Regions from separate parts of the Homo sapiens genome. Here region 1 is linked to region 2. The links are chromatin loops, found by intact Hi-C in ENCODE. Cell type or tissue: OCI-LY7. All regions are shown on one strand. Each heading gives the region's core, and the rest is flanking DNA. Links, peaks and the distances in the headings are about the cores only.

Region 1 (2,500 bases), core at 1-2,500, 590 kb before region 2:
TTTGTAGGGGTCAGGAGTTGCTGCTTTGTCTTTTAGGGATTAATAATTCGTGGTTCCCAACTGGGGACAATTTAGTTCCGAGGGATATTTGGCAATGTCTAGAGACATTTTGGTTGTCACAATTGGAGAGGGGACCTATCTAATGGGTTGGGGCCAGGGATATTACTGAACACCTCACACTACACAGCCCCTCACGACGAAGCATTATCCAGCCCCAAATGTCAATAGTGCTGAGGCTGAAAAATCCTGGCTTAAATTAATGCTCAGTACATTATTTAATTTTGACTTGCTTATAAATTTATATCACATGAAAACAAACTCAAAGATAACATACTGTTTTTCACTTTTGAAAATCATGAATGTTAGGCATATGATAATTTTAATAACAAGCATATGATTATTTTATTCCGCTTACTTGTACAACATAATTTGGGTGCCATTTCTTCAGGAGAAAACATTTGTCATTTGGAATGCTCTGTTTCAGTCCTTAAGCTTCTACGTATAATTACAGCATATTATTCATAAACGGAGTCCCCAATGAAAATAGGATTAAGTTCCAAAAGTTTGCTTTTAAGTTAGTTGCTTCTAAGTCTTAGACACTGTCTTGAATAAAATTTTTGTAGAGATTTGATATTCCCTATTAAGTTTTAAGGGCCTTTCCCACTCTGACTTCTACTCTTTCCTCCCTGACTAATTTGACCTGCAAACTCTCATCTTAAAATAGTACCTCTCACATATGTGTAAGTTTTCATTACAGATTGTTCTATTATTGAATAATTTTTAAAATATTTTAAAATTAAAATAAACATCAAAATTTAAACCATTTGAAGTTTAGGAGTTTTTGTAGTCACAAATGCTTAAAAATAGTTTTTAATAATTAGAGTTCTAATCTATCAGAAGCAAAAAGGATGAAACATTTACAAGACTATAATATAACATTTGGATCTGCTTTAAAGCCTAAAAACCAGAGAGGTGCCCAGTAGCCAAAAATCAAAACATAGGCTGAACCTGAGAAGACATGTAATCAAAAACTGACCTCTAGTGATGGCTTGTTACCAAAACCCACCATCTAGGTAAAATCAGGCTACAGAAAAGGTAGCTTTAATGTCTTTTCATTGTGGTTATTATGTTACATGGTTATTGGCAATTTATTGTCTCAGCTTCCCTTTTATAAATAATTATTAGTAAAGTGAACAGCCCCAGAGAGATGGGATTCTTAGATTTCAGTGTGTCTAACAATGCAGACACTCGACAGGTTTTAAGGGAACCATCACTAACCTTAATCTTAGCCCTCTTCTCCCAGGCTGACCAATCAAGAGTGTTTGATTTTAGGAAATAAATGTTAACTGACTAAATGAGCTGATGCTAATCAACATTAACTGGAAGAAAAAAGAGAACTGATATTAAAGAGCCAGCACAAAGTTCAACAATTGGCATTTGTTTAAGCTACATAAGTAAAACCAGTTTGCATTTGAAATTTCTGTGAGCATTTAAAAAACTAGCTCATGGCATACTACTGTGAATATTGTCCTTTGCATATTCATGTAAGTACCAATTACAAAAACCTATGGGTTTTTAAATCAATATAAAAAATTGGCCGGGCGCGGTGGCTCATGCCTGTAATCCCAGCACTTTGTGGCCAAGGCAGGCGGATTGCCTGAGGTCAGGAGTTCGAGACCAGCCTGGCCAATAGGGTGAAACCCCATCTCTACTAAAAATACAAAAATTAGCTGGGCATGGTGGCAGGTGCCTGAAACCTGAAACCCCAGCTACTTGGGAGGCTGAGGCAGGACAATCACTTGAATTCAGGAGGTGGAGGTTGCAGTGAGCCAAGATCACATTGCACTCCAGCCTGAGTGACTAGAGTGAAACTCCATCTCAAAAAAAAAAAAAATTATCTGTGTAATCATAGTTTAGGGGGTCTGGGAAGCTGGTGAGGAATAGAAGCTATGTTAGTTTCCTACGGCTGCTGTAAGAAATTACCACAAACTGGGTGGCTGAAAACAACAGAAATCATTTCTATCACAGTTCTGGAGGTCAGAAGCCCAAAATGAAGGGGTTGGCAGGGTGGATTCTTTCTGGAAGCATTGAGGGAGAAACCATCCCATGCCTCTGCCAGAGCTTCTGTTGGTTGTTGGCAGTCCTTGGTGTTCCTTGGCTTATAAATGCAGCCAATCTCTGCCTCCATCTTCACATTGCCTTCTTCTCTATGTGCCTGTGTCCAAACCTCCCTCTCCTCTCTCTTATAAAGATACCAGTCAGTGGTCTTAAGGACCACCCTAAGTCCAGGATGGTTTCTGTCTTGAGATCCTTGACTAATTACATCTACGAAGCCTGTATTTCCAAATAAAGGCGGACACAGATACTTTGAGGGGGAACACTATTCAGCCCACTACATGGGCATTCTGTGTGTTTAAGGGTAACACACTGTAAAGAGGGTTTTGGGGGTCTTTGGGGGGAAGTTTCTTTGTTTTTTGAAGAGGGATGGATTTGCCAGTTA
Region 2 (5,819 bases), core at 3,320-5,819:
AGTTAGTACAGTGATAGTACATTGGGTTTTTGTGTTAAAAGAAGTCATTTGTTATCCCAGCACTTTGGGAGGCCGAGGCAGGCAGATCACCTGAGGTCAGGAGTTCAAGACCAGCCTGACCAACATGATGAGACCCCATCTCTACTGAATTAGCCAGGCATGGTGGCGCATGCCTGTAATCCCAGTTACTCGGGAGGCTCAGGCAGGAGAATCGCTTGAATCGGGAGGCAGCGATTGCCGTGAGCCAAAATTGCGCCACTGCAGTCCAGCTTGGGCAACAAGAGCAAAACTCTGTCTCAAAAAAAAAAAAAAAAAAAAAAGGCTGGGCGCGGTGGCTCACGCCTGTAATCCCAGCACTTTGGGAGGCCGAGGCGAGCAGATCACAAGGTCAGGAGATCGAGACCATCCTGGCCAACACGGTGAAACCCCATCTCTATTAAAAATGCAAAAAAATTAGCCGGGCATGTTGGCGGGCGCCTGTAGTCCCAGCTACTTGGGAGGCTGAGGCAGGAGAAAGGTGTGAACCTGGGAGGCGGAGGTTGCAGTGAGCTGAGATCCCGCCACTGCACCCCAGCCTGGGCAACAGAGCAAGACTCCATCTCCCCCACCCAAAAAAACATCTTTAAAATTTAGCTTTTAAAACACATTTAGTTATTATTTTACTGTGTTTATTCTTCGTGGTTAGGCACATTTATGCCTTTTTGTTTCCTCCCTTGAGTTGTGGGCCTGGACTCCTAAAACCTCCATTTCTAAATTTGCCTTACCAACAGGGTCACAATGGTAGGCAGGCTTAGTGGGACATGAGGCAATAAAAAGATGAACAGTCATTCTGGTTATGGCTTGGCAGTGGGATGGCAGCACATTAGCTTGGCTCTCACGGTGTGGGCTGCTTTGGTTTCTTTTCCTAACTGAACTCTGACAGGTAGAGTCCTCATGTCCAGGAATAATTCCAGAAAACAATAAAAAAAAAAAATTGGTTTTCAGACCAGGACACAAACATAACCATAGTAGATGAGGGCTCACTCATTTACTAAACTTGAATGTGGTTATTACTTCATTGCTATTGTAAACCAAAAATAAAATTTGAAGCCCCCTGCCACCAACATCTGAATGGACCCCTCTTCTCCGCCAAGGGCATTCCAAAGTTAGACTGAAAAAGTAGTTTCAAGCCATGCTGGGAAGGGGGAGTCAGACATGCCTCATTATATTCTCCTCTCTTTTAAAATTATTGATAGAACAGACTCTTTAAGTCTGGTTAGAAACATTTACAATCTATCTCTCTGAAGTCTTCCACCTGGAGGCTTCATCTGCGACACCTTTGTCTCTGGAACACCTTATGGCAACCCAGGCATTCCTTTCTAGAGATAATAGTTATTGCAACAAATTGCCAATCATAAAATTTTTGAACCTCTCCAACTTGAAAGATCATGCTTCCAGTTGTACTGCCTTTCTGGACTGAACCAATGTACAACACCTTAAATGTATTGATCTCATGACTTCCTAAAATATATATAAACCAAGTTGTGCACTGACCACCTGAAGCACATGTTCTCAGGATCTCCTGATGGCTGTTTCATGGGCTAATGGTCACTCACATTTGGTTCACAATAAATCTCATCAACTATTTTACAGAATTTGACCCTGTGTCTGCTGGACCTCCCAGAAGAGCAGCAGCACATGTGCTGATTTCTTTGGGTTTCAAAATTGACAACAGTCAATGGAAAACTGGATTCCAAATTCTACCAGAGAATACTGTGCCAGGTGCTTTCAGTGGGACCCTTGCTGTCTCTGGGATTTCAAGTGCTATTACAATGGTCTCCCCCAGGGCACATTAAAGGACTGGTGAGATCCCTAACTGGCATGGCTCCAGAAGTGATGTGGAAGTTAGGAAACTCAGGCAGTCATTGATTTCCCAGCCCCACTGACGCTTTTCCTCTATCTCCTGGCTGAGAAAAGAAGACCAGGAAGAGCCGTGAGGGACTTCCAGGGTGGCATGTGGCTGTCTCCAGCACACGTACATAACCTGGATTATATCTGTAACAAGCTATGCTGATGGATCAGCAGGTTAACCCAAGCTGAAAAAAGCAGTCAAGCACTTCCTTTGGTGTGTGAGGCAGAAACCAGGACATCTGCTGGTCCACCAGGGGACAAAAATCAATCCTATTTCACCAATGTGTCTCCTCCGTGTGGGGAGTATAGGGCATTGAAGGTGGATGAGAATCACCATCCACCTTCTGCTGCACAGGAAAGACAAGGGAAGACTCCAGGGAAGACAGAGGAGGAAAACGTCGAGCAGCCCCAGGTGGATGTGTCTGTGTGTGTGTGTGTGTGTGTGTGTGTGTGTGTGTGTGTACCTTGACAGTGGGTAGAGGAAGGGAGAGGAGGGTTGAGGTCTTCCCACTAGAGGAGTGAAATGAGCAGAACTGAGAAAAGAGGTCAGAGAAAAGAAAGAGGAACCTACAAGCCACCACAGAATTTTCTTTCCCCAGAGAATGGTCTCTTGCCCGACTAGGGGCTGGGTATCCTTGTGAAGTCACCGGAGGTTTTCAAGGGGTGGGCTTCCTGGCTTCAGTAGACTCAAGGTCCCTAAGGTCCAGTTAGGATAGGCGCCTGGGAGGGCTCCCGAGTTGGAATAAGAGTCGGAAGAACTGACAGGGCTGGGGGCGCACTAAGCACACTCTACTCCTGAGAGGTGAGGGTGGGGATGTTGGAGGGAAAAAGGGCTGCTTTTTCCTGCCTGCAGGCTTCAGATTCACAGGGGATGTGAGGAGAGGGCGGAGGAGGAGGAAGCAGCGGCTGTTTATGCTGGGAAGATGGCTCAGTTGAGAAGTGAGGCAGATGTGGCCTCAGAGGGTCTGGCGGATGGCTGCCGGGATCACCGGGGGCTGGACTTTGAGATGTCCAGGACGAAGTGTTGCCCTTTCAGTGCTGCCCTCCCTGTGTCTGCTGGAACTGTTGGAGCCGCAGTGCAGCCTAATTTTGACTTCAGGTAAAATAATTCAATATACTGAGGCCCAGGGGGAACAAAGCAAGGTCTACTCCATATCTCTGAACAGCTGGTGTCTTTCAGTGCCTAAACTCAATCAGAATCCTGGGAGCAAAAGTAGCTCTCCAGTGCAGTCCATGCAGGTTACTTCTTGCAACATAGAGGTGACTGAAGCATGGTAAGCAGATCTAGAAAGGCAAACATCTCTAGCAGATCTAGAGAGGCTAGCCAATGTTAGCTAGCAGTGTCTTTATGTTGATAAACCTATTCAGAATGTTAACTTTGTTTGTTGGTTTGTTTGTCCATTTTTGTCTCCCAGGCTGGAGTGCAGTGGTGCGATCTCGGCTCACTGCAACCTCCAGTAATTCTCCCGCCTCAGTCTTTCCAGCAGCTGGGATTACAGGCTCCCCATCGCCACACCCAGAATTTTTTGTAGAGACGGGGTTTCGCCATGTTGCCCGGGCTGCTCTCAAACTCCCGATTTCTTAGTCTGACCAAGTCAGGGTTTAGCTATTTCTTAGCGTAGCAAGTTGAGATTTATTCCAGTTTCGATTTCTAGTTGTAACAATGCTGGCTTTAACCGTGCCTACGTAGTCGTTGCAAGTTCCTGTTTTGTAATAGGAACCCCCATTATAGCCGTTCGTACGGTTTTTAAGTCTTGTAGAAATCTGGGTACTGGAGAATGTAATTAAAAAAAAAATTTAGCAGTGCCTGAAATCTTTTAGTCATACCAAGTGTGATTTCACAATAGAGATTCTCGCCCTGGCTGTGCTTGTGATTTTTCACTCATGCAGAAGTTGAGGTGTCTAGGCTACAGGAACTTTTTGGTGTCGCAAATACCGGTTTAGCCATGGCTGTTTCTTCTTAATCCGAGGAATTTTCGAATAGGCGCAAGAGGCACAGGTTTAGTGCTAATACAAATATAGCCGTAGGATCGCATCGTTCAACACTGCAATTTCTTTGTAGGGTTATTTGTATGTTTTGTATACTCAAAAAAATTTTTTTTGATGTGTCTTTTTCTGGGAGCGAGGTTACTGGTGTATTTTATTTTCATTTCTGTTTGCTTTAAAAATTTATTTTATTTTTTATGTAAATGTTATGTATTTTATTTTTTCTTACCCACTGCCTTCCCCAGGAGAGTAAATGTGGCATAATTTCTTCTACTGATTTTGAGTATCATGTCTCAGCTTCCTACTAACTAGCTTTCTCCCGTGAGTCGGGGAGCAGAGCTGGTGCCTGGTCTCTAGGGTTCTCTTCCGCGGCTCTGTGCCTATGTCGAGCCAGCAGTTTCGCATCAGCACTTTCGCCAATAGCGGAGACTCAGTGTTTTCTCGGCTGCTGCACCGCTGGAAGCGCTGAACACAACAGAACGTTTCGGCGGGGCGCTGTGGCTCACGCCTGTAATCCTAGCACTTAGGGAGGCTGAGGCGGGTGGATCACTCGAGGTCAGAAGTTCGAGACCAGCCTGGCCAGCGGGTGAAACCCCGTCTGTACTAAAAATACAATAATTAGCTGGCCGTGGTGGCGCGTGCCTGCAATCCCAGTTACTCGGGAGGCTGAGGCAGTATGCTTGAACCCAGGTGGCGGAGGTTGCAATGAGACGAGATTGCGCCACTGAACTCCAGCCTGGGTGACAGAGCGAGGCTCCTTCTCAAAAACAAAACAACCCAGAACGTTTCTTGTTCACAAGACTCAGAAGTGCTTTGTGGTAACGCTTCCCCTCTCCTAGCGCCGCCACTTTCCCCGGGCTGGCTGTCTCACGGTCTCAGCCCAGTGATTGGCCGAGGAGGCGCTCTTTCAGCACTTTCGCTGGAAGGGCTTGGGCTCGGTTTTTCTGCCACAGGCGTTTCATTGGGTAGGTGCTTTCTCGGTGGAAGCACTGTACAACCTTCCAAGCCTCGATATTTCTCAGAGACGACGATTTCTTAGTGGCAATACCTTAACTGCACCAAAAACTAAAGTTTGCCGCTGGGTACTCCGCTAGTCGTTCAGTGTCCGCATTTGCTATTGATGCAGGATTTTTGCTTCTAAGCTCAGCTATATCCGGGTCCTTGTCTCACGATCAGGAGGAAGTGGGCACGCGGATATCGAAGAGTGAGTGGAGTAGAATTTATTAAGCGTAAACGAAAGCTCTCATAAAAAACAAGGGTCCTGAAAGCAGGTTGCCGGTTGCTCCTTAACGGCTGAATACAAAGGCTTTTATATGAAAGCTAAGGAGGCTGGGTTCCCTGTTTGTATAAGGCGAGAATCCCGGGTGGCTCCATCCCATTCCCCCAGTGCGCATGCGCGCTCTTAATCCGCAGCAGGCATGCTTAGGCAAGTCCCTTGTGCAAGTTCCCTTATCTGCACAAAACACCAGTCGGAGGTTCTCTGGGGACCCTTCCCTTACAGTCTCCCTAAAGCTGGCTAACTCCTTTCACTATGTCCCAGTATCCCTGGTTCCTCGGACTGGCACTTTCTGAGTCATAGCACCGCTCATTCGTCCGAGCAGAATTGATCTCGGTGGCAGCACCTCTGGTGGGTCAAGCCTGCAGCTTCTCCTGAGCAGTTTCGTTAGTTTTTGGGTCCTAGAACCGCTAGTGGTACCATAGCGGCTCTTCATGGGTTGCAGGACGTTTGCCAACTCCACCCCACGCTGCCTGCCTAGGTTCGGCTACGGGGCAAAAAGAACAGACTCCTGCAAAGGAAGAACCCCGAGGGTTGGATATTTAGGAAAGACGTCCTTTGCAGTGCCACGTCCGCGGATGCTGCACTTGGCTTTCTCCTCCCTCCTGGGGAAGAATTGATGTTTACTTCTCCCCACTCTCCGGGCCGCATTATCCAGGGATTTCGG

What was found. A loop is a pair of places that touch in the nucleus more often than their neighbours do. Peaks named below come from ENCODE experiments on the same cell type or tissue, not always from the same donor. Only the 100,000 strongest peaks of a DNase experiment are listed, where the experiment ranks them.
Region 1: a loop joins it to region 2, with 5 times the contacts of the local background. A loop is called at or near these places in 4 of 110 quality-filtered maps.

The regions. Positions count from the first base shown.
Region 1 is chr5:43,599,426-43,601,925 of GRCh38, reverse strand. All of the region lies in intron 1 of NNT-AS1 (NNT antisense RNA 1), which reads left to right. Among named protein-coding and RNA genes, the nearest start is that of NNT, 2.5 kb to the left of the region's middle. RefSeq lists a cis regulatory region at 637 and an enhancer at 553-722. In OCI-LY7, for the core only: a CTCF peak has its summit at 1,077; no DNase peak of the experiment used is centred there; H3K4me3 peaks cover 735 bases; H3K27ac peaks cover 261 bases.
Region 2 is chr5:43,007,199-43,013,017 of GRCh38, reverse strand. No RefSeq gene overlaps it. Among named protein-coding and RNA genes, the nearest start is that of FLJ32255, 17 kb to the right of the region's middle. RefSeq lists enhancers at 2,333-2,833, 5,302-5,351, 4,837-5,689 and a silencer at 4,772-4,861. In OCI-LY7, for the core only: CTCF peaks have their summits at 4,330 and 4,535; DNase peaks (open chromatin) are centred at 4,297, 4,777, 5,027, 5,267 and 1 weaker place; H3K4me3 peaks cover 2,500 bases; H3K27ac peaks cover 2,268 bases.